Linked DNA regions of Mus musculus: regions 1, 3, 4 and 5 are each linked to region 2. Evidence: chromatin loops called from intact Hi-C (ENCODE). Cell type or tissue: heart. All regions are shown on one strand. Region 1 overlaps Plod2 (procollagen lysine, 2-oxoglutarate 5-dioxygenase 2). Region 2 holds the start of Plod2 (procollagen lysine, 2-oxoglutarate 5-dioxygenase 2). Region 3 holds the start of Plscr4 (phospholipid scramblase 4). Region 4 overlaps Plod2 (procollagen lysine, 2-oxoglutarate 5-dioxygenase 2). Region 5 holds the start of Plscr2 (phospholipid scramblase 2).

Evidence for each region. Hi-C counts contacts between places; a loop is a spot of excess contacts. Peaks named below come from ENCODE experiments on the same cell type or tissue, not always from the same donor. Only the 100,000 strongest peaks of a DNase experiment are listed, where the experiment ranks them.
Region 1: a loop joins it to region 2, with 3 times the contacts of the local background. A loop is called at or near these places in 7 of 42 quality-filtered maps.
Region 3: it touches region 2 in a loop (2.6-fold over the local background); 2 of 42 quality-filtered maps call a loop at or near these places.
Region 4: it touches region 2 in a loop (5-fold over the local background); 4 of 42 quality-filtered maps call a loop at or near these places.
Region 5: it touches region 2 in a loop (1.8-fold over the local background); 2 of 42 quality-filtered maps call a loop at or near these places.

What each region holds. Positions count from the first base shown.
Region 1 is chr9:92,597,113-92,602,112 of GRCm38, forward strand. It overlaps Plod2 (procollagen lysine, 2-oxoglutarate 5-dioxygenase 2), which reads left to right. Exons shown (of 19, transcript NM_011961.3): 12 at 1,476-1,601; 13 at 3,629-3,770. Among named protein-coding and RNA genes, the nearest start is that of B430319G15Rik, 57 kb to the left of the region's middle. In heart, no CTCF peak of the experiment used is centred here; no DNase peak of the experiment used is centred here.
Region 2 is chr9:92,540,093-92,545,092 of GRCm38, forward strand. Plod2 (procollagen lysine, 2-oxoglutarate 5-dioxygenase 2) reads left to right here and starts at 2,131. Exons shown (of 19, transcript NM_011961.3): 1 at 2,131-2,476. The coding sequence starts at 2,368. B430319G15Rik (RIKEN cDNA B430319G15 gene) reads right to left here and starts at 2,777. Exons shown (of 1, transcript NR_029474.1): 1 at 1-2,777. In heart, a CTCF peak has its summit at 2,841; DNase peaks (open chromatin) are centred at 2,219 and 2,819; H3K4me3 peaks cover 3,098 bases; H3K27ac peaks cover 1,668 bases.
Region 3 is chr9:92,455,672-92,460,671 of GRCm38, forward strand. Plscr4 (phospholipid scramblase 4) reads left to right here and starts at 1,707. Exons shown (of 9, transcript NM_178711.3): 1 at 1,707-2,254. In heart, a CTCF peak has its summit at 2,034; DNase peaks (open chromatin) are centred at 1,730 and 2,220; H3K4me3 peaks cover 1,012 bases; H3K27ac peaks cover 833 bases.
Region 4 is chr9:92,608,335-92,613,334 of GRCm38, forward strand. Plod2 (procollagen lysine, 2-oxoglutarate 5-dioxygenase 2) reads left to right here. Exons shown (of 19, transcript NM_011961.3): 19 at 1-94. It also overlaps the pseudogene Gm2495. Among named protein-coding and RNA genes, the nearest start is that of B430319G15Rik, 68 kb to the left of the region's middle. In heart, a CTCF peak has its summit at 2,754 (motif pointing left); no DNase peak of the experiment used is centred here.
Region 5 is chr9:92,273,126-92,278,125 of GRCm38, forward strand. It overlaps Plscr2 (phospholipid scramblase 2), which reads left to right and starts at 2,477. Exons shown (of 8, transcript NM_008880.3): 1 at 2,477-2,888. In heart, no CTCF peak of the experiment used is centred here; DNase peaks (open chromatin) are centred at 2,586 and 3,366; H3K4me3 peaks cover 303 bases; H3K27ac peaks cover 1,488 bases.

The DNA of each region.
Region 1 (5,000 bases), 57 kb after region 2:
ATGACTCAGCACATGTAGTCATAACTTGAGTCAGCACAAGTCAAGGTTGGAATTTAAATTGTCACATCGACAGTTAAGAGCAGAGAGTATAATTGCTCTTAGATAATTGGTTGCTTATTCTCAGCTAGTTTTTCTCTCTTTTGTTCCTACCCAGGATCCCCTGTGTAGGGAATGGTACCGCCCACAATAGACTGAGTCATCGCACCTCAGTAAACAATTAAAACACCGTGAGAGATGCCCATTGGCCAACCCGATCTAGAAGTTTTTTTTTTTTTTAATTTCCATTTCAATTAGAGTCAGGAACAATCAGCACAACGGGAGGTACAACTACAGCTCGCTGTGGAATGATCAGATTATTGGAAATACCTGATTTTAGAACTATAGTTCTATGAAAATTTTTTTTCTTTAAGACTCTCTCTTCCTTGGTGATGCTAAGTTTTGTTGTGTTGAGAGTTAAAACTAACCAGCACAGATGAGTTAATTTTATGGCAGTTTGTGTAGTGCAAATGCTTGGTACTGTGTTTGTCTCAAAGGTACCACTTTCCAAATAGCTGTTAAGGCAGAATATTGTCACAGTGTCTTACTGTGTTTGCTATGGCTATAACAAAAGGCCACCAACAGGGTAAGCTATAAAGAGTAAGCTTATTATTTGACTCTTGTGGACGTGTACACTGGGTGGTTCAGCGTCAGGAGCAGGGCTTCTTCAGGGCTGCCTGCTGCTTCGTAACATTCTTCGGAATGTTCTGAGGAGAGGAGGGGCAAGAGGAAAAGAGTGTCAAGGTCTCCCTGCTTTTATAACCTTCTCTGAAGTTGATGCATTGCAGGCCACTCAAAGTCCCGTCTCAGCACAACGCGTTAGCAATTACATTTAAACTCTAGTTTCCTAAGGGACTTTGAGTTCCAGGCAAGCGTCTCTGTTTTGTTTTCTGAAGTGAAGGCTGACGTATCCGTTGCTGTTAGGCCAGCTTACAACTATAACCCAGTTTTAAAAGCCCTAAAATCCCGGAGACAGATGGTAAAGTGATTAGGGTTTGTTTTAGGAACCTTGACTCATCAGTGTCTCGGCCCATCTGCGTATTTTGTTTTTTGTTCAACAAATATTCATTGGCTACCTTAATGTTGTAGAGAGTGTTCAGTTTGCCAGTTAAACTAGAATTTAATTTAAACACAAGGAAACAATTTAGTTTTACTCTCTTCAATGTAACTAACATGCTGTTAAAAAGTTATTTTAGTATTTTGTTAGCATTTTCAATAAATGTTCCATTTTTTCTTTTTTAATTAACATAACTGAAAATTTTGTGTATCTATTGAAGAAAAGACGAAGAGACTAATATTTATTTGTGTATTACATATGTGTCTATATGTATGTGTTGTTATAATATGTTAAATGAACTTCACCATGTTATATGTCTTGCAAAATACACAACTCCAATGAATATTTAAAAGTTAATAACACTGTGGGTTTTCTGTCCTAGGAAAATCATTGCTCCTCTTGTGACACGTCATGGAAAGTTGTGGTCCAACTTTTGGGGAGCACTGAGTCCTGATGGGTACTATGCTCGCTCTGAAGATTACGTGGATATTGTTCAGGGGAACAGAGTGTGAGTTGCCTGATGAATCATTTCATATACAATATAGTGACAATATGATCTTACTAATATTACTTTAAAAACATCTTTATCTGTCTTCATTTTGCTTAGGATACATTTGAGAACTTGGAGATCACTTACAGTTACATAAAAACTTTTTTTATTTTTTAAGATCGAAAGGAATCTACATGACTAATAGGACAACTTCATTGTTGTATGATAATACTTGGTTGTCATGTGTACACATCCAGTGGTAGAGAGGAGTAGAACTCTTTCCTAAAGTTGGACAAGAATTTAGTTTATCTAGGTCATTTAATAGCTCTAATAAAACTTGTCTTCATTGTCTTTAAAATTTATAAATACAGAAATAATAATGCAGAAAACCAGAACTTCCACACATTCGCAATTTCATGAGGTGATTTTGTTGGAGCTGGTGGTAGCTTTTAATTTGTCATCTCTGTGTGTAAGATCTAATGTGTACATAAAAAGGTAAGAAACCACTGACATTCAATTGTCATCTTTTAGAGGATTCAAAAAATACAGACGCTATAGAGTACAAATGTACAAGTAATATATACTTTCTAAATGATAGCTGACATTTGCTAAAATTAAAAAAAAATTAGTCTGTCAAGCATCAAAAGAGTTTTTGTTACGGAAATGCTAGGCAAGAATGTCGCTCTTTTTTTCCCCAGATTGTAGGCTAGCATTGCCTGAGTCCTAAGTGCCTCGTCTTAATTATCAAACTCATCAGCTCAGTTTAAATGGGGAATATACTCTGACTTCTAAAAGGAGGTGCCCTTAGATTAAATAACTCATATTTTCCTTGGGAAAATTGTAGCTGTGGCAAGACGTTTTCCTTCTGAAGGTAAAGGTTGACTTAGAAGATTTTCATCTGAAAGATACCAGTGTGATAAAGTTTTTGTTATCTGATAGCATGGTAGGTAAGGGATCAGTACTAAGTCAACTCTGTTTCAGTTACTTTTATTAAGTGTAAAATGACATATAAGTCATATATTTGGTGCTATCCATGGATTTGATGGAAATGAAGGTCATCAAGTGCAGAAGAGTGCCTTCGTGTTGATTGGAGTAAACCATAATTTCTTTGTACACAGTGGCTTCCTGTCTGATTTATCCGTAAGGACCGTGGTCAGTTACTGAGTGCATCTGCATGTGTGCCCTTAGAGGGAAGCATGGTGTATTCCATCACGTTTAGTGTTAGAGTTTACCGGACACATTGTGTAGATCTAAAGGCCTTTTATTGTTTATATTTTTTCATCTAAGTAAGACAAAATGAGGTCTTACACGTCCTTGGTCAGGATTTTTCCTTACTGCTTCCTAAACGTGACAGACGCGGGCCTTGGGGAGCTGATACCAGTCATATAGAGGGAGCCCTGTCAGAATGGGGTGGGGGGGGGCGCAGAGAGAGAAAGGTCTGCAGACACTTACTCTGCAGCTGTGTTTCCTCTCAGCTTTTTCCACAGACGTAAGGAAAGCTCAGGGAATTCCTTGTGAATACCATGTAAGGGTTCTTATTTTTATGTCTACTTATTTATTTATTTATTTTTGCTGTGGTTGGAAGCACGCCCTCAGTCGTAGCCTTTACAAAATCCTGTGGTATAAATACCTCTCTGACCTATATGTCTTGGCTCTGATGTCTGCTCTAGGGAGCTATGCCAGCCAAGGCCAGCACAGCTCTGGTTCTGTGTGAGGGCTTTCGCTCTCGGATGTTCACTGTTAAACAGAAAACAGTCTGTGCGTAGACTGTCGTGACGTAACTGTAACAACCGTGACAGGTAGCAACAGCTACATACAACCTAACTGAAAGTCTATCGAGGGGGAGTAATTTCTCCTAAGCCTCATTAGGATATGTGTATACAATAATTCATATTTGTCAAACACCATCATTATGCTTTACCAGCCAAATAATTTACATATACAAAACCTGAACATTTACAAAGCATTCTTTTTAAAATGTAAGCATGAAGCACATTTTTCTATGTGTGATATTTTTGGAATGTATTTTTTTTTTTAACTTTCAGAGGAATCTGGAATGTCCCATATATGGCTAATGTGTACTTAATTCAAGGAAAGACACTCCGATCTGAGATGAATGAAAGGAACTATTTTGTCCGTGATAAGTTGGATCCCGATATGGCTCTTTGCCGCAATGCTAGAGATATGGTAAGGTCCACCACTGCGGCTCCCGGCAGCGTTCTCATGAGGTGCTTGCTTTTCAGTCCGTGTGTCACTATGTTTGGATGCTCCTTTCTTCCCGATTTGTAAATACTAGCCAATTTTTTTGATCGTAGGGTTTTAAGGAGGATAATTTGTGAACATTTGTAACATAGATTTTGAAATGTTAGACTAGGCTTGTCTCATAAGCAGCCTAAGAAGATTTAATAAAGGCAGAATCCAAAAATAAGCTTTGTTCTTTTAAGAATACTATTTGCTCACATTTGAAAAATTTTAAGTAAAATAATCGAGTTTAGTTAATATTAATTTGAATGAAATTTACTTTACATATTTGATAAGCACATAATCTTCTGACATCAGTAGCTGTTTTTCTGAGTGTACTCTATAATATTATTGATGGTATACTCTTATGAAGCAGGCTCCCTAGACTATAAAGATAGTATATGTAATATATTTGGAGCTGATGGTGTATTAGTGTTTTAGAAATGTACTTTTACAATAAAATGTAAATGCTTATAGAAAATAATTTTTCAAAATGTGCAAATATGTTTTAATTCAGAAAACATATTTATAAGATTTTCTGTTTCAGATATTGTTATTTTGTTCCTGAATTTATATGAGCAGCCATGGCCTTAGGAATATCAGAAAAGTTGGCAAGTGTTTTTCCTTAGTTTAACAAGGCATGTTTTCCAGAATGTTTGTACTGCCTGTGTATCTGTGTGCACCCCCATTGAACACCCTCAGGACCTTTGATTGTATTTGTGTGCTCATGTTTGGCTGATTTCACTCAACAGCGCATCCGGAATGGCCTCTTACTCATTATTTTTTTCTGTTGTCTTAATTATGTGTCTAATGAAGTTTTGCTAAGGAATGAGCTTGGATCTGTGTCTCACCAAACACGTTAAAGTGAAGCAGCAGGGAAGGCTTGAGGCTCTCGTGTGCTCTGTAAGCTTTGCTTGTTCTGCATGCCGTCTAGGAAGGGCATTTCACAGTGTCAGTTTTTATCCAGGCTGCTGTATTTATTTACCAAGATGCCTCCCTCACACATGGGTGTGCAGATCAACTGACCCGATGCTTCTCTTCATTTTAGACCTTACAAAGGGAAAAAGACTCCCCTACTCCGGAAACATTCCAAATGCTCAGCCCCCCAAAGGTGTCATTTTTATTTATTTTTACTAAATTTTTTTTAATGTAATTGTTAGATATGCTGTGTTGAGT
Region 2 (5,000 bases):
AGCCAAATCAGGTGTAGAGTAGAGGAAAGGAGAAGAGAGTGCTATACAGATTTTGGAGAATAAAAACAAAACATTCATCTTGTGGTGAGAGACAAAGTATGCCAAACCAATCAAGTGTAGGATACAGAATGAGGTGGCTTATATTTTAGTGAAATAATTTGAATTGTAGGCAAATGGGTTAGGATTGTTTCCGGTTCTGTGGAATCTTTGTGTTTAGGGATGAAAACAAAAATCATGAGTATGATGGGTCAAGCCATAATACAGAGTTCCACAGTTTGGGTACAGGAAGCAGCCACAGGAAAGTTGGCCAGTGATAAAAAGCTTGAACCAGGGCATCAAGAGGTATGTTACTTAAGCAGGAAAGAATGAATGGAAGAAGGCAGAGAAAATGTGAAGAAAAATATAACAGTCCTCTAGGTTGGTGCTAGTGAGAGCAGAGATTGACAAAAATCTGGAGCCATGTAAGTAAGAGGATCATTAATGAAGATAAAGAAACTAGGTGTAAGATCTGGATTTGATGAGCTAAAGAAGCTGAGTGTTTGCCATGGGAAGTAGATATTTGTGGAGTAGACAACTCCAGCCTACAGGAGGGCTGGAAACCCGAGAGGGCTGGAAGGATTTGGTTTCAGGTTGTTACTGAAGCGTCTGGCTATTTTGAAAGTCTCAGAGACTATTGCTTTATAGAGGCTCTTAAGTTCTGCCTTTGAGACTCAACAGACTGTCATGGTAACCAATAATTACTGGTAGGCTCTACAGCTAAGCATACATGGAAATTCCATCACTAGCCAGGCAAGTTGAAGACTCCAGAGGTTCGGGGAAGCAAGAAATCAAGTTCAAGGAACTTGGCAGGCCCAAGTCTGGATTTCTGGAAACATATTTAGCCAAATGACCAGCCCTTCTTCTGAGGGCTGATTCTACTTGCCCCTGCTTGGATTCATGACGCTGCACCTGCCACCCACACTGTAAAAGAATCCACTTCTTAGCTGACCCTCTTCAGAGAAAAAAAAGTTTCACTTCATTCTTCCTTACTCCATTCTTCTGCAATCACAGTTTCCATTTCTTTGACTATTTCTACTCATGTCTGAAGTTTCCCCAATTTTCCTTTATTAAAAAGAGGGAGGAGGACAGACACACCAAGACCTTCAAAACAGCAAGGACTGGCTCAGTCTCATGATTATTTTTTCCTTTAAATGTCACACTCCTAATATTTACACATTTTCCCACCTGCTTTCAATCTGCTAGCTAGTATTCCTCTTGAATTTATGCCAATTTTACAAAACCTGTGATCATAAACTTTGAGTAATTTTAACTTTAAAAAATCAGACTTAGAACGAGTATTTCCTTTCTCCTCCCATTGCAGGAAGATTTAACTACGAGCTTCTTGAACGCGGTCAATTTGATTCTTTCTTCATTTTTAAGCATACACGGAGTGTGTGAGACAAAGTTGTCAAAACTTTCACCCCTGCACAACTCAGTTTAAATCCTGGGACTAAAAGTGTAAAAACCAGAGGACAAATGACTTTGCATAGACATACTAATCAAAACCCAAAGCAGTGGAGGTAGCTCCCAGGAGACCAGGAATGGCTCCTCTACATCTTCGGAAGTAATTTTCCATGTGCCTGGCAGGGCGATCTTGTTAAAGCACAGCCTCAGGTTGCCCAAGCTGGGCTTGGACTCCGTCGGGTTTACAAGCTTCATTACTGGAAAGAGTCTATGGCTCTCCTGGCACCAGCAGCGGCAGAGATGTTCACCGGACAATGAAAAGTTTCTGTTTACAGACTAAAATCAAAGCATGGCCTTCCTTGACACGGTGATGGCGAAGTTCAGAAGGAACAGCTGGGAGTGTGACAAGCGCCTACTCAGCCAAGCAGACTGAAGCCCTCGCAGTCACCACTCACCTCCGGGAGCGCCGGGTTCAGTAGAGAAAGAAGGTCTAGCCAGGGCGTGCCGAGGAAGCTTCTGGAACCCCGGGAGAGCAGAGGGGCGCACGTTCCACAAGCAAGCTCCCTGGAGCCCCGGCGTGAGGCGGTGCACGTAGGCGTAGGCGACTCGGAGGGTGGGGGTGCAGCCGGGATAGCCCGGGACGCGGGGTCCCGGAGCAGCGCCCCGCCCCCGGCCCTGGCCCCGCCCTCCTTGGCTGCTCTTAAGCCCGCGCCGCGGGCGCCTCCGGTTCCGTCGTCCGCTCCTTGCGCTCGGACTCCGCCGAAGTCCGCTCAATCCTCTCCGTGCTCTTCGGTACCCACGCAGTCCTCCCAGTCCGCCCTCCGCTCCAGCCCCGGGCTCACGTCTGGTCCTGCGCTCTTCGGGGTCTCAGCGTCTCGCGAGAAGTCCTCGCCACAGGCCTTCGGCTCCCGGGTTCAGGGGCGGATGGGGGACCGCGGAGCGAGGCCGGGGCGGCTGATGCCCATGCTCGCCCTGCTCTCCTGGGCGGCCGGCCTGGGCGTGGCGGAGGAGACGCCCGGGCGCATCCCTGCAGGTGAGCTCTGCTTGCTGGTTTCCACCGGCGGTCTAGAGAGAACTGGGCATGTTTCCTCTTTGCTTGCTCCATCCCTGCGGGACCTAGCCGCGGGGCTCCCTGCTTTGAGATTGGCAGGGACCTCCTTTCCTGCGCCCCGGGAAGCAGCTTGCCATCCTGCCTCTGTCTACACGCAGCGCTCGGGACCCGGCTACGATCGGACCCAGTGTGCTCCCACCCACTCCTCCTTCCGTTACACTTTGGGGCGTCCCTGAGCCCTGGCCCTGGCCGGTGTTCGGAAGCTGAGCTAAAGCTAGTAGTTGGAGGCAAGTTCGTGTGAACAAAACTTTCTGGGTTCAGCCAGAGGAGAGCCCCGCCGCCTATTTGTCTCAACGGGACTTGCAGCGCTGCTGTATCGCGCAGGGGAGTTCTTTGGTCCTTTCTACTTCTGGGCCCTGGGCTCAGCTCCCTGGAACTGAGCCTTGCGTTTAAATGACCCGATGCACTCTGGTGATGAGTGGGTGGATGCGCTAATTTTGCATTCTATAGTAACTAATTAGATTCTTTTCCTCTGGAAACTAAGGCGAGGAGCAAACATTTCTACCTTGGAATTCCAATTCAGAGGGTAACACTTGGCACAAGTCCAGTTGGACCCTGTAACCATCGGTTTTTGTCTTTCTCATGGCGCAATAGGTGAAACTTAAGGACTCAGAAGCACCTGGTTCTGTGGAACAGTGCTCGCTTTGTTGGCTGCAGTCACAGGGAAATCTGAACCTGTATGAGTATTCTGATTTTGAAGTAACTTTTATCTCATATCAAAGGTATTTCTTTCAGCATAGTACTAGAAAAATCACACAGATAAATGAGAATAGAGACAGAATATAAGACTTTACTCTGAAAACGGTCTTTGTTAAAACACCAAAAGCTTTTATTGATAAGTAAAAATAACCGCCAGGATTTGCTAATTTTAGAGTTTGGCTTCAGCTTCTGTCTATTTTATGCCACCTCGATGCGACTTCTCACTTGTTTACAGAGTATATCCATGCCAGGCTGCTACCTTTAAATTTGAGGTTAAAAACAAACAAACAAACAAAACAAAACAAAACAAAAAACCCAAACAAACAAAAAAAACAACAAAAACTTCCCTGTGCAAGCTTTTACATTTCATGGAATTGGATGTTAAATTTTAAGGGATTGTAATATCTAAGGCAGGGGATTTGAGATACGAATGTTTTTCATATAAAGCCTATGGTTAATATCTGAGACATGGTTTCTGTGGTGGTAGGTGGGCCCAGAGTTCAGTTATGAGCTAAATGTTGGAAATGTTTCTGCATTAATGGAGCCAAGTGAGGAGTAGCCATTCTGGTTACACACACAGATAGATGGTTTCACATGTTCTGTGGTAAGCTAATAGATGCAAAAGATGCATTGTTTGGTTATTTGGTCAGATTTATTATCAGCTGTGGTAAGTTTTATCCCTGAAGTAGTATAACTGGAAATTACTACATGGATATTACTACATAAATAATCTTTCAGGTCTAAGTTGTCTAGATGAGTGGGCTTTCAAGAGTGCAGATCACCTGTGACAACCCCCCCCCCCCCCATTATTTGTCAATGTGTTCCAGCTGGTCAGTAAAAAGAATATTCAGAGCTGGGGAGATGGCTCAGTTAGTAAAGTACTTGTACCAAAAGTGTGAGGACCTGAGTTCTGGATCCCCAGGGTCTACTTAATAGCTAGGCCTGGTGGCCTGTGCTTATAACCCCATTGAGGATGAAATAGACTGTAGGCAGATCCCTGGAGCTGACTGGCTACCTAGTGTAGCCTGCTTGGCAAAGCTTGCTTGGCTAATGAGATCCTGTGTCAAAAAGAGGTGGTGGCTGGTACCCGAGGGATGACTCCTGAGACTGTCTTCATGCCTTCACATGCAACCCCCCCCCCACCAGTGTGTGCTCACTCTCCCACATAAAAGGAATGGGCCCTCTTGATAATTTGAGCCATACCCCCTTTGTAGGAATTGCAAGTCTAGCTTTTTCCTTGACCTCTACCTACTAGATGGCAGTGGCGCCCAGCTATGAAAGAGGGAACAAAAGAAGGCTTCAGCAAAAGGCCAGCCTCTTGAGAGGCAGATGATCCAGGCTTGAGAATCACTGCACAAGATAAATAGGTGTCCTAGAGGCAATGTGACATTACAATGCTATCAGCGGGATTATAGGTCCTACTCTGCCCTTCCATTTAGTTTTGAGAGTTTTCTGGAACTTCTGGGCTCACGTGAGCCTCCTACTTCAGCTTCCTGAGTAGTTGGGATGGCAGGTTTTAGTTGTTTAAAAGCCATTTTTCTTCTAGCAGTTTTCCATTGTGACGGTGAGTGTGCTTCTGGAATAAATTTCCTGGCTTTGGCTGTGAGTTCAACACTTGGGAAAGTCCTGCTTGTTACAGCAACTGAAAGGTCTGCTGTGTGCTGCCCTGGATGTCTTTTGGCAGCCCTAGTAGTCCAGGCTCAGAGAGACTATCGAAAAGATTTCGGTTAAAATCATTTGTCCCCAT
Region 3 (5,000 bases), 84 kb before region 2:
AGCCTTGAACTGTGAACCAGAATAAGTCTTTTCTCCTTTAACTAGCATTTGCCAGAATACTTTATCATAGCAACAAGAAAAGAAACTCATAGAAAGAGAGGTGAATAGAATATAAATGGAATAGAACATGAAACCAGGAAGGGGCTGAGAGTGGGGTGGCTCTTGAGGACAAAGGGGACCACAAGAAGAGAGAAGGCAGAGGGTATGGGGAATGGGGAAAAGGAATGGGAAAGTGTAGTGGGAAGAAGCTTGGATAACAACCAAGTATATTGACACATATGTAAGAAGATGTCACAATGTAACCCTTTACTTTGTGTGTGTAAGTATCTGTTTTAAAAGTCAACATAATATACAGCATAAAATATGCTAAGATTTTAGAAAGGCTGTGGAATCATCTCAAAGGTTGTGCCAGAAAAGAAAAGCAGACTTAGAGGCTCAAGAGAACGGAAAAATACAGATACAAGCAAGCAAGCAAGCAAGCAAGCAAGCAAGCAAGCAAGCAAGCAAGCAAGCAAGCAAAACCAGTTAAGTCAAGAAATCACACGGGGCAGTGGTGGCATATACCTTTTATGCCAGCACTCGGGAGGCAGAGGCAGGCAGATTTCTAAGTTCCAGGCCAGCCTGGTCTACAGAGTGAGTTCCAGGACAGCCAAAGCTACACAGAGAAACCCTGTCTCGAAAAAAAAAAAAAAAAAAAAAAAAAAAACCAAACAAACAAAGAAAGAAAGAAATCACACACATGGGACACTATAAATGCTGCCTTTTTTTTTTTAATCTAAGTTTTGTCAAAACCCAAGTAACTGATGGCTGACCCAAATGCCATATTCTGTATAGTTTTACAGCTTGTGCGTTTGTGAACATTACAGTAAAAACACAGGATTGAGGAAATGGAACCTGGGGAAACTTTAATTTTACTGAACTGCTCCATTACTGACATTAAGACTGTTGTAAACACAACACAAAACACCTCTCCCTCCCCAAGAGTGTCAAAGAGACAGAGGCACGTTGCAGTAGGGATTCATAAAGAAAGTGTGTATCAGCCCCCACCCCCAAACCCTCAGGAATTCAGGCTGGACACCTGCTCTGGAAATGCAAAAGCCCATGAATTCTGCGGTGGCTCATGGCTCCTGAGTGCCTATGTGGTTGGCTCATAGCTCCTGAGTGCCTATGTGGTTGCTCTCATATATTTGATTTGTCTTCCAAGCAATGCTTCACAGACATGATTTTTTAAAATTTTATTTTAATTAGGTATTTTCTTCATTTACATTTCCAATGCTATCCCAAAAGTCCCCCATATATCCCCCCACCCACTCCCACTTCTTGGCCCTGCCGTTCCCCTGTACTGAGGCATATAAAATTTGCAAGACCAATGGGCCTCTCTTTCCACAGACATGTTTTGATCTTGAATGCTTTTGGTATCTCTCATGAGGCCAATCTAGATATTCACACTCACAAGCTCAATTTCTTGGTCCCTCTAACAAACTCAAACCATTACATCTCGCTAAGACTTTGATGTCAGTTTGTTTGTTTCATGCTTTCAATAAAAGGCTGTATTTCTTCATTTGAGAAGTATTCTTGGCAGATATTACCGACCAGAACATTATTAATTGTTAAATCTATTCTGACAAATCATGTGCGAGGGAAAATGGAAAATTCCAGAACTCCACCCCCATGTAAACTCCTCCCAGAGCGCAGCCTGCAAGGCCAAGTTCTCGGCAGCTTCTTCAGGTCAGGCTGTGCCCAGTTGTGGTTCTGAGTGAGGTCAAAGGACATTTGGTTCGTCCACTTCCTTCAGCTAACTGTACCGGACCGAACCACTTTAATTTGATAAAACTATGTGTGCCTGACAGCAGCAATTAACCAAGTAACCAAAGTCCTCTTTAGAGAGTCAGAAATCTTGAGCCTGCTTCTACCCCCACCAGCACCCCAGTCCTAGTCCCTCTCCCTCCCAGATCAAACTGGTCTCCTCCAGGGATGGGAATGAGAGCCGAGCAGTGAGGCTGGTAGACCAGCTGCTTCCCGCCACCAGCAGAGGAGCGGTTCGGAGCTCAACCCCGCGGGCTTCGCTGGCGCCCACAACTTGTTTACCCTGCGTTTGGCTAGGGTTCAGGACGCCGGCGCCCCACCCTGCAGGAAGCCCTCCCGGGAAGGCTCCCCCGGCTGCCCCGCGTGGATCGTCCCAGCTCCTCGGCGCCTCTCGCCTTCCCCCAGGCAGGACAGCGAGCTCAGCCGGCGACGCCTGCAGCTGCGGGCGGTGAGAGGGGCCAGCGGGGAGCGGGGGACCCTGGGAGATTAGGGGGATGCGGGATGGAGGGCGCGGGCTCCGTGACAGTGGAGGAGGCGGGGCAGCTCAGCCGCAGGTGGTTGCGCAACTTTCGCTTTGTGGAGCGGGGTGGGGTTTCTTGTGTTGGGGTCCGCTTGGTTTCCCCCGGCTCTTGATAGGACAATGGGGTGCTGGGTGAAGGCTCTATGGGAGCATCATTCGGCCCTGGTGACATGAACTCTCGAGGGTGCAGGCCCTTCCCAGGAGACCCTCTCCACACTTTTCCCTCTTGCACCAGTGGAGCCTGTCCCCTCCTTGCAGCTCTGTGGGTCTCTCCTAGGGCCTTGGGCATAGATGTTTTCAGATAACTTTGCAAGGTTTTACTGGCAGGGGCTAAAAGATAGAGACAAGTTTTTGTTTGTTTGTTTGTTTGTGTCCCCCCCCCCCATTACTTTACAGAGTACAATATTAGCCTTTTAGGACTTAGAATTTTATATCTTATATTGTGTGGATGTACCCACTTTTAAGAACCGCAGTATGTTTGCGCTTTTATTTTGTCTATAGTAGTTTAAGTGGAGCCAGCAAGAGTAACAGAAGTATATTATGAAGACATTATGCAGTAAGGTTGATTTCCAAGATACTTCTGGGATACAGATGTTACTGCAGAAGTAAACACACAACCTCCACCTTCCAGCTCCTTGTTATGGGAAATAAGGAAGCAAGGCATTATGTAACCCTTAAAGTAGCCACACTGTCACATTGTATGGCCCAATGACATCACCAGAACAGAGGACACAAAGATGGCACATTATGCATAATTTAAGTGCCTAGGGACAATAACAAAGTTAATAAGCATTCCAGTTGCATCACACTTTGTAAGTCTTTTGAGGCTCAACTACAGGAAAGTACAGTGAAAACACACTTTAGTATAAATAACAGAAAAATGACAAATTTATTTAAACTATGAATTGTGGATAAAAATATGAATATGAAACTCCAAGTATTAAAATTATGCTACACATGAGACCCCAATAAAATTTATTTTCTTAGGTGAAAATATCATGTCCCTTAAATAATACATAATTAAACAGAATCGTAACTCATTCATAGTTTTAAACTGGCTCTTTAGCTAGACTATTTGAAAGAATTGCCACACTGCAATTTAAATGAAATACATGGCAGCTTGTTTTATATTAAAAAAAAAAGGGGGTATTCTAAAGAATGAACAGACAGTAGAATGATCCCAGACATTACAATAAAACTGAAGAAAGAGATTTAAGGATAAAATAAAAATGGGTATTTAATAAACATACATTTTAAGTCAGTAAAAGGGGACTGGCAAATAACATTTAAATTGATTATAATTGGAGCACTCGGCATTTATTTGGGTAAACTAATAATAAAACTGTTATTATAGTTAATATAAAGTGTGTTAACATAAAATGTAGTCAGGATGGATAATTTGAATCCAGATGCATAAAACCCAAAGGTTTGTGAACATGAGAAATGGGAAACATCTGCAAAACCTGGGCCCATTAAGAACTTATTTGTGAGCATAAGTACATAAAAATCAGACATGAATGAGGGGTTGTTAGAAAAAAGAAAGGTAATTCAACCACAGCTGGAACAGGTGATTGTCAGTAGCAGTCAGATGAGCAAAAAAAGTTAGGCAATTAAAATACCATGCTAACTTTTACTAGACCTGATGTTGAATATCTAATCATTTTGTTGTTGCTGACACAGCAAGAGCAATGTACACGTGCAAACTTCAAGGAGAAATATGAGTTGGCGAAACATATCATAAAGAGAGAGCTGAGAATAGTTGTATTCATTATTTTTCTTTTGCAATTCGTTCTGTAAAAATACGTGCCCAAGAAAAAATTAAAATCTGTCAAAGTCTTCCTTAAAGATGCTCATGGTAGCATTCTCTGTAATGGAGCAGGCTTTGAAACTGTTTGGAAATCATCTGCTAGGATTTAGTTGTTTAATTTGATGCATCAGGAGATAGAAGATACCTACTCCTAAACTTTAGGAAAGAGTAAATGTTCTAACATGTGAGTATGGTAAAGTGCTAGGTAAAATACTAACAGTAACTACAGGCACACCACAGGGTATGCACACAGTTACAGCATGTACGTATGTATGTACATATGTATGTATGTATGTATGCTGCAGCCTTTGAGACATTCGGAAGACAGAATGAATTATTGTTACTTTGAGTGTTTATATATTCTTGCATATTTCCGTGTGCATATTTATAAGGAAAATGTTATAACAGAAATAGTGAAGTTACAGAGTATCCATGGTTTGTTTTCCATGTATATATTTCCTTTACAGATAGAGTAGATATCCGTTCCTATAGAAAAAATGTATTATCTTTCCTGAAGATTTTCATCTTCTTTTATTTTCCTCTTTTAAAGATCCTTTGGGGATGTACTCCCGGAAAAACTCCATCTTATCCTTCATGGATATCCATGGTTATGGTGTTTATTATAGAGACAAAAGCACAAAATTTTCTGCGCTGTCATATTCATTAACTTTGCTAAAAGCGGAAAATATGGGCAAATTCATACTCCTATATTTCACCAACATTATGCTAAAACCCACTTTAATAATACATATTCTTTTGGATTAAATACATAGATATATTATTCTTCACAAAGAAAAACATCTATTGAGAAAAACAAAAATTAAACCATTGAATAAGAAAAGCAAATCTTTGGGAATAAATCTTAAC
Region 4 (5,000 bases), 68 kb after region 2:
AAACTTGAAGAAAGTCTTTATTCACGGTGCCAAAATTCATTTTTCTAACTCTGTGTGTTAGGAAATAATGAAAAATAAAATAATTTAAAATAAACATTGTGCCTCTCTGTCTTATTGGTGTTTCTTTAGAACTGAATGTATCGTAAACTAGCCTGAAAGCATATCTGATATAAAAGCCGTAATTATTTCATTTACCTTGATGGCTTAATAGTATATCAGTTACTACGTACATTTTAAATTCAGCTATATTTTTCTACTCGTACGGTGACAGGTCATCTTACCAGGGAGATGATATAATTCATTCTATAGGAGTGCAAACGAAAGCCATACATTCACTCAGTCTGCATCTTTGTCTAGTTGTAGTTTTGAATATCTGAGGATCCAGGTTCTGTTCCAAGCCATGAGGATATGGTGGTTCCGCTCTCATGCTCACCAGGAAGAAGTGGGATTCCCTCCTTGTGCTCTTCTTGGTGTCCCCAAACATGCAAAGTAGATCAGCCAGATTGAGGACGCGTTTTAGTGATGATTTATTAATCTAATCGCACTCCAGGCAGTGTTCACAATTAGTAGATCTGGTCTGGCGGTGGCACCATCCAGGTCCAGCAGACTAACAGACTTACTCTCTGCAGGCTAGCCTCGGACACATGCTACACTGTCCAGAGGGGGCCAGATGCCAGGCGTTGGCTCCTTCGTGACACGTCAGGCCATGTTTTCAGGAATTGAGTAAACACAGCACATTAGCAAATTTTCGGGTTTCATTTTTCGTCTCCCTTTAATGAAATAATACACAGTGTATCCTAGAATCATAATTAGAGTAAACCTCCCACAAGTAGATGATACAAGTTAAAGATGGGGAGATGTAGGATTGGGTAGGTGGAGAAAATGGACTACTGAGACGCTGATGGGAAGAGTTCCTGGAGCCATGATTCATGTGTTCTTTTCAGGAATAACAAAATGACAGATGTCTCTGCAAGAGAGTGTGTATGAGGTAAACATCATGCTGCTGGAGTGTAAGACCAGCAAGAAAAAAATCCATGTCCTCTCTCTCTCTCTCTCTCTCTCTCTCTCTCTCTCTCTCTCTCTCTCTCTCTCTCTCTCTCTCGGTGTGTGTGTGTGTGTGTGTGTGTGTGTGTGTGTATAAAATTCTAGAGAGGAGCATAAACGTGTGAGACCTTGGAAGAGCAAACGGATTTTGTGCTTTTTCCTTACAACTGCAATATTTCACTATGTGAATGCATTTAGGCATTATTGAAAGAAAACACACACAAAAAATCATTTACATGTCTAAAAGGACAGGCTTGCAAATCCTCATGATAGTTATTTTGCTCCACATTATTTTTCTCCTTTTCTTCTTTCTTCCGCTAATGTTTGAAACCAGAACCTCTTACTCCCGTTCATTATACATGCCTCATGTCTGCTTTTACTAACTATTTATGCACATGGAATCAGTATGAAAGTTGTCCCCTAGAACAGATCATTATATTCTAGTATTTCATTCTCTGTTCTGCTTTACCTTAAAAAATAACTAATATTGGTAATTTCATAGAGTAAAATTTTGGGAAAAGCACACATGAATGTAATAAGCGGAGCTCTGAGTGATAGAAGTAGCCCACTTTCTTGCTAGTTTGCCTGCTGGCTAAACACTAGAGCACACCTTATGTGTTAGTGTTTAGACATGTCATTCATTCAGAGTTTGGGACCACTTACACACCAGATCCCTTTAAATGGCAGACAAATCTAATAGAATTTAAAATTGCTGTTCACGGTGGAGAATCAGTCTGTATAAATAACTTCCTTTCACTAGATGCTGTTTTTGGAAAATTAAATTATTTAGGACATCATGAAAGCAGGCTTTGTCAGCAGTGTTTTTCTGTGGCCTTTCACAGAACAAGTACAGACTTGGAATTGTTATTAAATATACATTGAAGGAAAACATAGAGGCTGTGTGAGTGTGTGTGTAAAAAACAAGCTTTGATTTAAATTAAGAAAGTAGAAAAGTACATGGATGCATGCTTCTAAAATGCAAACTGAGCTGTGGACTGGGCTTGGAGCCCATTGGAAGGGCTCTTGCCATACAGGTACATAACCCTATGTTAAGTTATAAGAGCGTTTTTTGTGCTGTCAAGTTGATGATGTTCATATTTGTTTATTTGTACATTAAGAAACCAATTAGCATGTTTTGTCTTCACTGAAAAATAAGTGGCTTCTTTTGAATATTAATATTCTTTGTAAATTAGGAATTTCTGCCTATATTATATAATAGTAAAAACATGAGTCATTAATTTAAAATTGCCATAGCATGCCGTAAGAGTCACCGTTTCAAAGCCTCATTTTTGTAAATTACGTTGTAATTTTGTAAGTTACGTTGTCACTGAGAATTAAGGGACAGAGAAGTTTCCTGTGAATTTGGGTAGATAGTAAACTGCTCTGTGCATAATTGCACAATAACTTTTTAAGTAATTTAAAAAGGTGTTCCTTAAAGTGTTGTTCAGTGACCTTTGAGACTGTAATAGGATCTCTTGGAAGATCACGGGGTAGTTGAATCTGCTGGAGCTTGTAACAGCCAAGGCAGCATCGAGCCAATGGAAACATAATTGATACTAAGCATTAGTGATACATAATTGATAGTTGGAAAAAAGTATAGAGTTTCGATAAGTTATCTTCTTAGATTGTGTTTTACTAAAGCCTTCTCATCTGGATTTACATGGTTTGTGTTTGCAAACTATGACATCACAGCTCCACCTTGTGGCTAGAATCCACGGATGATAGTCTAATCTAAACATGAGAATCCAAAAACTTGAATTTCCCTTTAGTTATTCCTAAGCGTTTTTTTTTCTTTAGAGCTAGTACTAATGAAGATTGAAGAGATGATTTTTCAAAGGTTCTTTTTAAATGATTTGCTGTGCTCTGTATCAGTGTTTCAAAAGGAGTAATCGCAGCACCTCATTCTCAGAGAATGGGCATGCCTCCAGTTAATGCTAATGAAATGGATTGTCCTCAATTCTAACCTCTATTGTAGGCTTCTCATTTAAGTTTGTCTCACCTAGTAATGCTAGTAACTGCTAGCGTGTGTTACTAATAAAACTTGTATAGAAGATGTCAGACGCAGGTACATTTGATACATTTTGGAGTAGACAAGTTATAGCTATACCACCACAGGAACAGGTCTCGAGGAGTCTACAAAGAAGAAATCTTTTCAATTACTGTATATGAAAAAGAAAGAAATAGTAATTGTGAAATAGTAATTGTGAGTGCTCATTACAAGGCTGATGGCTGGAACATTAAGGACACATTACTGTGGTTAAAAAAAATAGAAACTGTGTGATTGAAACACTGAAAGTTACAATGTGCATTTTTGACATTAATGATGTTTTTATAAATGGAGAGTGGTTGTCAAAATAGTTCTCGGCTATGTCTGCTTTTCGTGTTCACCTGTTCACAACCACCCTTTCCTTGTGCCTTGGCTATTTAACCAAACTAAAGGGACCCAACTCACTCTACAGCACTGGTTCTCAACCTTCCTAACTCTGTGACCCTTTAATATGGTTCCTCACGTGCCGGTTATCCACAACTATAAAATTATTTTTGCTGCTACTTCATAGCTGTAATTTTGATACTGTTGTGAATCATATGATACAAATATTTTTGTTTCCTGGTAGTCTTAAGGTGACCCCTGTGAAAGGGTCTTTGGACCACAAAGGGGCCATGACCCGCAGGTTGAGGACCACTGCTTTAAGCTGCTATCTCTACACTCATCTCTGAACCTCAAGGACAAGGAATGGGAAATACGTGTTATTGTGAGGATTGGATGCTGTGGCAGTGATCATCCAGAGCTGGTCCTAGATGAGGAATGATATGGGCCCTTCACCCCCCAAATCAAATCCATGTGGACACTCTAGACAGGGAAGAAATCCATCCTAAAGTGGTTGTATAGCTTTCAGAATTAATCACAGCTTTTTTTCTTTGCTCAGTGACTCTCAGGGAAATCTCTCCAGACTCCAGGTGCAGTGGTCCGTAGAAGCTCTGGCGGCAAAGCTGAGCACCCACCCAGCCAAGTCACAAGTTAAGAGACAAGGTTCATTGTCGTGCATCTACTAAACATTCAGGCTCAGCACCAAGATCTTCTGGTGAAACAGAGCAAGAAACACAAAATGATAAAAAGCGCTTCTGCTCTTATCTGGCTGGCGGGATCATGCCAGGCCATGTGGCTACCATCATAGGGCAGGCGGGAGGTCTCATCATCGGCGGCCTGAGCATCATGGGCATGTGGCCTCCCATGGGCGGTCTCATCCCAGGAGCTGGTCCCACGGACATCATCCCAGGCGGAGGGAGAGCCCATCACTGGCATCATGGGCGGGCCTCCCATGTGGGGTGCAGGCATACTGTCAGGCGGAGGAGGACCTGGGAGACTGGAGGGAGGTGGGATCATGGTCCCAGCAGGCGAAGGAGCAGAGAATGGAGCCCGGAGGGAATTTCCTTGTTGAAATGCAGCCGTTGTTTCGTCAGCTCTGGCAAGCTCTTCCATCCATTTCTGGGAATAGTCTTTCACATTCTTGTTTCCGACCACTGCGGTGTGTCTTCCTCACAGACAGAGAATCGTGGGTAAGATACATACCACAGTAGTCATAATAAAACGTAGGCAGGTTGCTCCTCAAGCCCTTGTCTATCAGGGTCCCCGCCACAAGGAACTGACGCCGGATTTTTCACTACATATGAGATGAAGGTGTTGAGTCTGTCCCTGAATAGAGCTGTGCACATATTGTCCAAGTTGGAGAGAGTGATGCATTAAGTCTCTATCAAGAACTCAGTGTCTCTGCTTTCATTATTCAGTTTATGAGTGATTTTTCTCATAGGGCGGCATGTGGTAGACTTCCAATAGGCATTTTTAAATCGAATGAATTGGTGTTAAAAAGAAAGTATTATATGTATTTCAAAAACTATCTAAAAAGCTCCCATTTAATCATCTAACTCTGAAGTAAGATATAGTCCTAAAATAGCAA
Region 5 (5,000 bases), 270 kb before region 2:
TGGGAGAGATGGGCACTCTCCCAATTCAGCTACATCCTTGGCTAAGGTCTTGTTAAGTCCAAAAGTGCTACACGGAGACCACCACTCACAGATGCAATTGGCAAGAGTGTTATTATTTCTAGAGAGCAAGAAGCCTGCATGCAGAGGTCAGCCACTTACAAAAAATAAAAAAAGAAGAGAAAAGAAAGGAAAAAGAAAAAGAGTTGACTCCAGACAAAGGTATGCAGGCCCTTTTCTAGGGGAATTTTCGCTAGTGTTAGGTAATCTAAAGCCTCAATGGTGGGTGTTGGGGATGTTACATGGATTGGTTTGTGACTGGCTTGTGACCAGGTGGTTAGTGGACTGCATTCTTGTGTCATGAATGTTTAACCCCAGAATGAGATACACACAGCATATAAGGCTGCCCAGCACAGATATATCTCCATCCTTGTGGTCATCCCCACGCTGTTTGCCTGGGGGATTTTATGGCCTTGTTCTTGGAATGCATGGCTTTCCTTTTGAAGTCAGGCCTAGTTCTAAAATGGTGTGTATGCCATCTTCTCCATCTGTCAGTTATGAGCACACTCAGTCCTTCCTTCTGCAGTAGCATCTGTACCGTGGCTATGGACGACTGTTTCCATCTAGGGTTCTCCATGGGGTCCATTTTCTATGCCAGTTAAAGAATGAGATAGGTGGGTGGGGGAGGGGGAGGGGCTAGGGGATTTTCGGAGGAAAAACTAGGAAAGGGGATAACATTTGAAATGTAAATAAAGAAAATATCTAATTAAAAAAAAAAGAATGAAATAGCAGGAAAAATTTCAAGCTTGACAAGTACAAAAAGGAAAAATCTCCAGAAAGCAGCTGGACGCAGCCCTTGAGGAGAGGCCTGTACTGGGGGTAAGGAAAATAGATTTGGAGCAGACACACAGAGGAAAGAAAAGACCCTGGAAAAGCAGGAGGGGAAGGGGATGCCCAAGTTGAAAACCCACTTTTCTCAAGAGCTCGTTTTTGTTGTTTGGTTTTTTTTTTTTTCCCCTGAAGAGTCTTCCTCCCCTAGTTCAGGGCTTGTCATTTTAAAGATAGACAGGATGGTGGATCGGTCCACAACTGTTATATAAACATGGCCTGATCTGATCTGGTGAACTTGTCCAGAGAATCCATCAGCAGGGGTGAGGGGATGAGAGGCTAAGGAGAGGAGAAACCCTCTTTGAGGCCCTTGGTTTAGGCTGACTGGTTTTCACCTCTGATCAAGGGTGAGGAAGAAGCCTTTCATTATGTAGTCATGGCTCCCCCGCTCCCCCCCCCCCTTTGTCTGCCTATCAGGAGCTCTACTAGTCCCTCTCTAGAATTTTTATCTGTTGAGGAGTTTTTAAAAATTCTGTAGTCATTTTGTGGGGAGCAGTGAAGGGAGGCAGGAGAAACAGTCCAGCTTTGTGTGAAAGAAAAGCGAACTCAGGAAGTGAGGTGTCTGATGATTAACAAGTACACTTAAAGTTTAGACTTTACTGTGGTTGAGAGGTCACGAAAGCACTGAAAAGGGAGAGTCCAGAGTGCACCACACAGACAGGCTGAGCTGGGCCATGTGAGGAGAGGGGAGGGGAAGAGGAAGGCAGTAGAAGGGAGATAAGAGATGGTCTGCCAACTAAGGAGGGGATAGCCGGGGACAAGAGACTGGCCAAGAGGGTAAAGGATAGACCAAAAAACAAAACAAAACAACAACAACAAACCAAACAAACAAGGAAAACACCTAAAAAACAACAACCACAAACCAAACAAAAAGCAAGGCAAACCAAAAAAACATCCAGGTAACTTACATGATTGGATTTTATAGGGAAGAGCAGCCCAGCCTGTTGGCTGGAGGAGAATTTAGGGTACCAAACCAAATATGGCAGTCAGGCCCTGAAACGGGTAGGGAGTGAGGGATGCAGGGAGAACCAGGTAGCCAGCATTCAATTTCATATGTTAATGGAACTCAGCCCTTTGTCTCTGGTTTGAGACCTACTAAAGAGACTATTTCCAGCTTTTGTACTCAAGCTTGCATACTCTTCTCAATGACTAGAACATCTACAAGACATATATGTTAAAATTAGACTCTGCCTCCAGGTAGACAAAACACAAGCAGTCTTGTGGGTTTGGCTTGATATGACTAGCTGTTGCATCTGGAGAGCACTCTGGGTTGCCGTTCTGGTGCCATGAATATCGAGTGGCAGTATTTAATAAAGCCTCTTATTAAAACTTACCTGTGGTGGTGGTGAATCTCGGAGTGACCCCAGACCCATAACAGTCATAGGGAGACTCCGTCTCAAAGAGGCTCATTCACCTGAATGTGAACAACTGTCCCAAGATTGTGACAAAAATATAATAAGGAAAAATAATATTGGTGGTCCTACCGGCTCCTGCTGGTACTCAGTAGAAGAAGTTAGGCATTTGAGAACTATCGGGATATGCACTCTGACTCTCCTAACACAAAACAAAACAAAACAAAACAAGAAGGAAGGGAAAGCATTCCTGAGTCTCCTTTTGAATCAGTGCCAGCATTTGAAGAATGCAGTGGAGGTCAGAGTAAAGGGAATGCCAGTAAGTGTTCCTTTGGCGTTCCAGAACTGTGCACAGACCAGATATTCATTTCTACTGAGAGCCTCTGCCAGGAGCAGCTAACAATTCTCAAAGGACTTAGAACTCAGACAGGGTTTCAATTTGGTTGCGTATCTTTCCAGTCAGGAAAAGGAAATCTAAAGACTCAGGAAACAAAACCTAAACTGCCTCAAAGTCCAGGTGCTTTTTCTCCCTGACTTTAGTCTAGTGGAGTAGTGCAGCACCTATGCCTTTCTGAGAGGAGTCTGGAGAGCTGAGTCGCTGCTGGTGCTAGGATTCTAGGAATTCGCCTCACTTGGAGCTGCATGAGAAAGGTAAGCCAGATGCCCTCTAAAGAGATCCATGACCTTCACCGGACCCAGAACTTTTATAAGCCCTGCGAAGAGAAATCTGAGGGTGGAGATTTAAGCTGGAAGTTAGGAAAGGTGACCAAGAAGGTGACTGGGAAGGGGAGGTGGGCACACGGGCAAGGGAAGTACCTCTGCCTGGAGAGGTAAAATGTAGTTCAGTCAGGTTTGTCTGTGGGCAGGTAGGAGTTTCGGGTTATTTTCCTGTATCTTGTAACAAGCAGCCAGCCAGTTATTCACTTGTCCAGTGGATATTGCCTTTATGTGTTCTATTTCTTTCCATTTCAAGCCTCTTGGTTGTAAACAAAATTTCCTGTTTTATTAGGAGAAGGCTCTTAACTTATTGGAGGTCAGAGGCACCTCTTGTACTTTTGTAAAACAAACAAACAACCCCGTTAATTTTAGACACAAAGAGGCCGAAAGTACAGCGACTCCTCATGACTGAGTAATCAGACTTTGACAGCTGGCAGTTGGAACCAGTACCTGGGAGGTCTCACACATACGTTCAAGAGTAACTTGGCCCAGATAGCTCACCTCCAAGGGCCACTCTCAAAAGACAGTTATAGCTATAAACCATATTATTTAACAAGCAAGTGGAGTACCCGCATATCTATAGACAAAGCAGGAGCGTTAAGGCCAGTAATTGTTCTTATCGGTTTTAGTTAGACACACATTCCCTTTTAAGAGGGTGTTTTGAGAGTCTGCTTGCCTCTTTCTTGCAGCATATTTTATTAACCTTTTACGAATATCATTTCTGGTCTAGTGACTGCTATTACCTTATGCCTCTGCTTGTTATCCCCCTGGCCAGAGTCTATACCATTTGTACAGGGTGCTTTAAGCCAGGAGCTATGCCACTTATGATACCAAATGAGAAGATAATGGAGTTGCATATGCCATAAATAATACCTGGGAAGTAGTAGATGGCTCTTTTCTACTTATTTTTCTCCTACCTAGCATCCCATACCACATCCTGTCTGAAAAGATCACATGAGGCCCCAGTTCAACTTAATAATACCATTTCACAGTTAAGTGCAATCCTTAATCAAGGCCATCGAGGAGGGGGATTAGAGAAACATATCACAAAGCCTGCTAGCTATTGAAGGATAAGTATTAATTGGAACCCAAACTAGGCTTGGCATTTTATAGTACCAAGAGCTCAGAAAAGACAGAGCAGACTGTGTGTGCCCACACTGCCCACTCAGGCTGCCTGAGTGTGACCCTCTCTCAACTCCTTCACATCCGCAGACTCTGGACCAGTCTCCATGTATACTGTTTCAGCTACTCTTACAAATTACGCAACAAATTCTATTACGAATACAAGTTAAAGTCTAGTACAAGACCTAATAGGTTAAATTGATTTTACATCAATTAGTATAGGTTGTTAGAGTAGCTGCTGCTACCATAAAGGACTAGGTGACAGTTGGCTTTTATTATGTCAAATATTTAAATACTTAAATAAGAAATGTTTGTATAAATATGTGTGTGCATGCCCATTCTCTACAATTTATGATTAATATCACTCAGCTTGAATGTCTGGGTGTTAATTAAAATAAACAGTTTTTATTATTTATTTATTTATATTTAATTATTTAATGTTTGTTTATTATTCTAAATTTTGTTTTATTAAACACTTAAAATTGTTTCTTACCTTAGGAGAATTAACATGGCCAGGAGAACAGATCCAATTAAAAGGCTGTTCTGTCCTTCATAAGAAAGATGCCTTGATTGAAGTTGCTAAGAATCTCCCTAAAACTTGATGGATGTAGTTTGTTTTGTGTGTGTGTGTCTTCTGGTGAACTGAGCAAATAAGCACAAAGGATTTTAATCATTTTAGTTCGTGTGACTAGGGAGCTAAATGTTATCAATAGTTACTTTTACCTCATCGGTTTAGTATCTGTTATGTGGAGGAAAGCAGATGATCTGGAACAGTGAGGAAGGAAGCACAGGCTTGTCCAGGGAGGGTTCGCAGGGATAATGAAGTGACCAAATAAAGGCACTCGGCTCTTTTCTGCAGCCCTTTGTCAATAGGTGCTCCTCCTGACTCTCTTATGTTAAGACTCATAGTAAAGTAACAGGGTA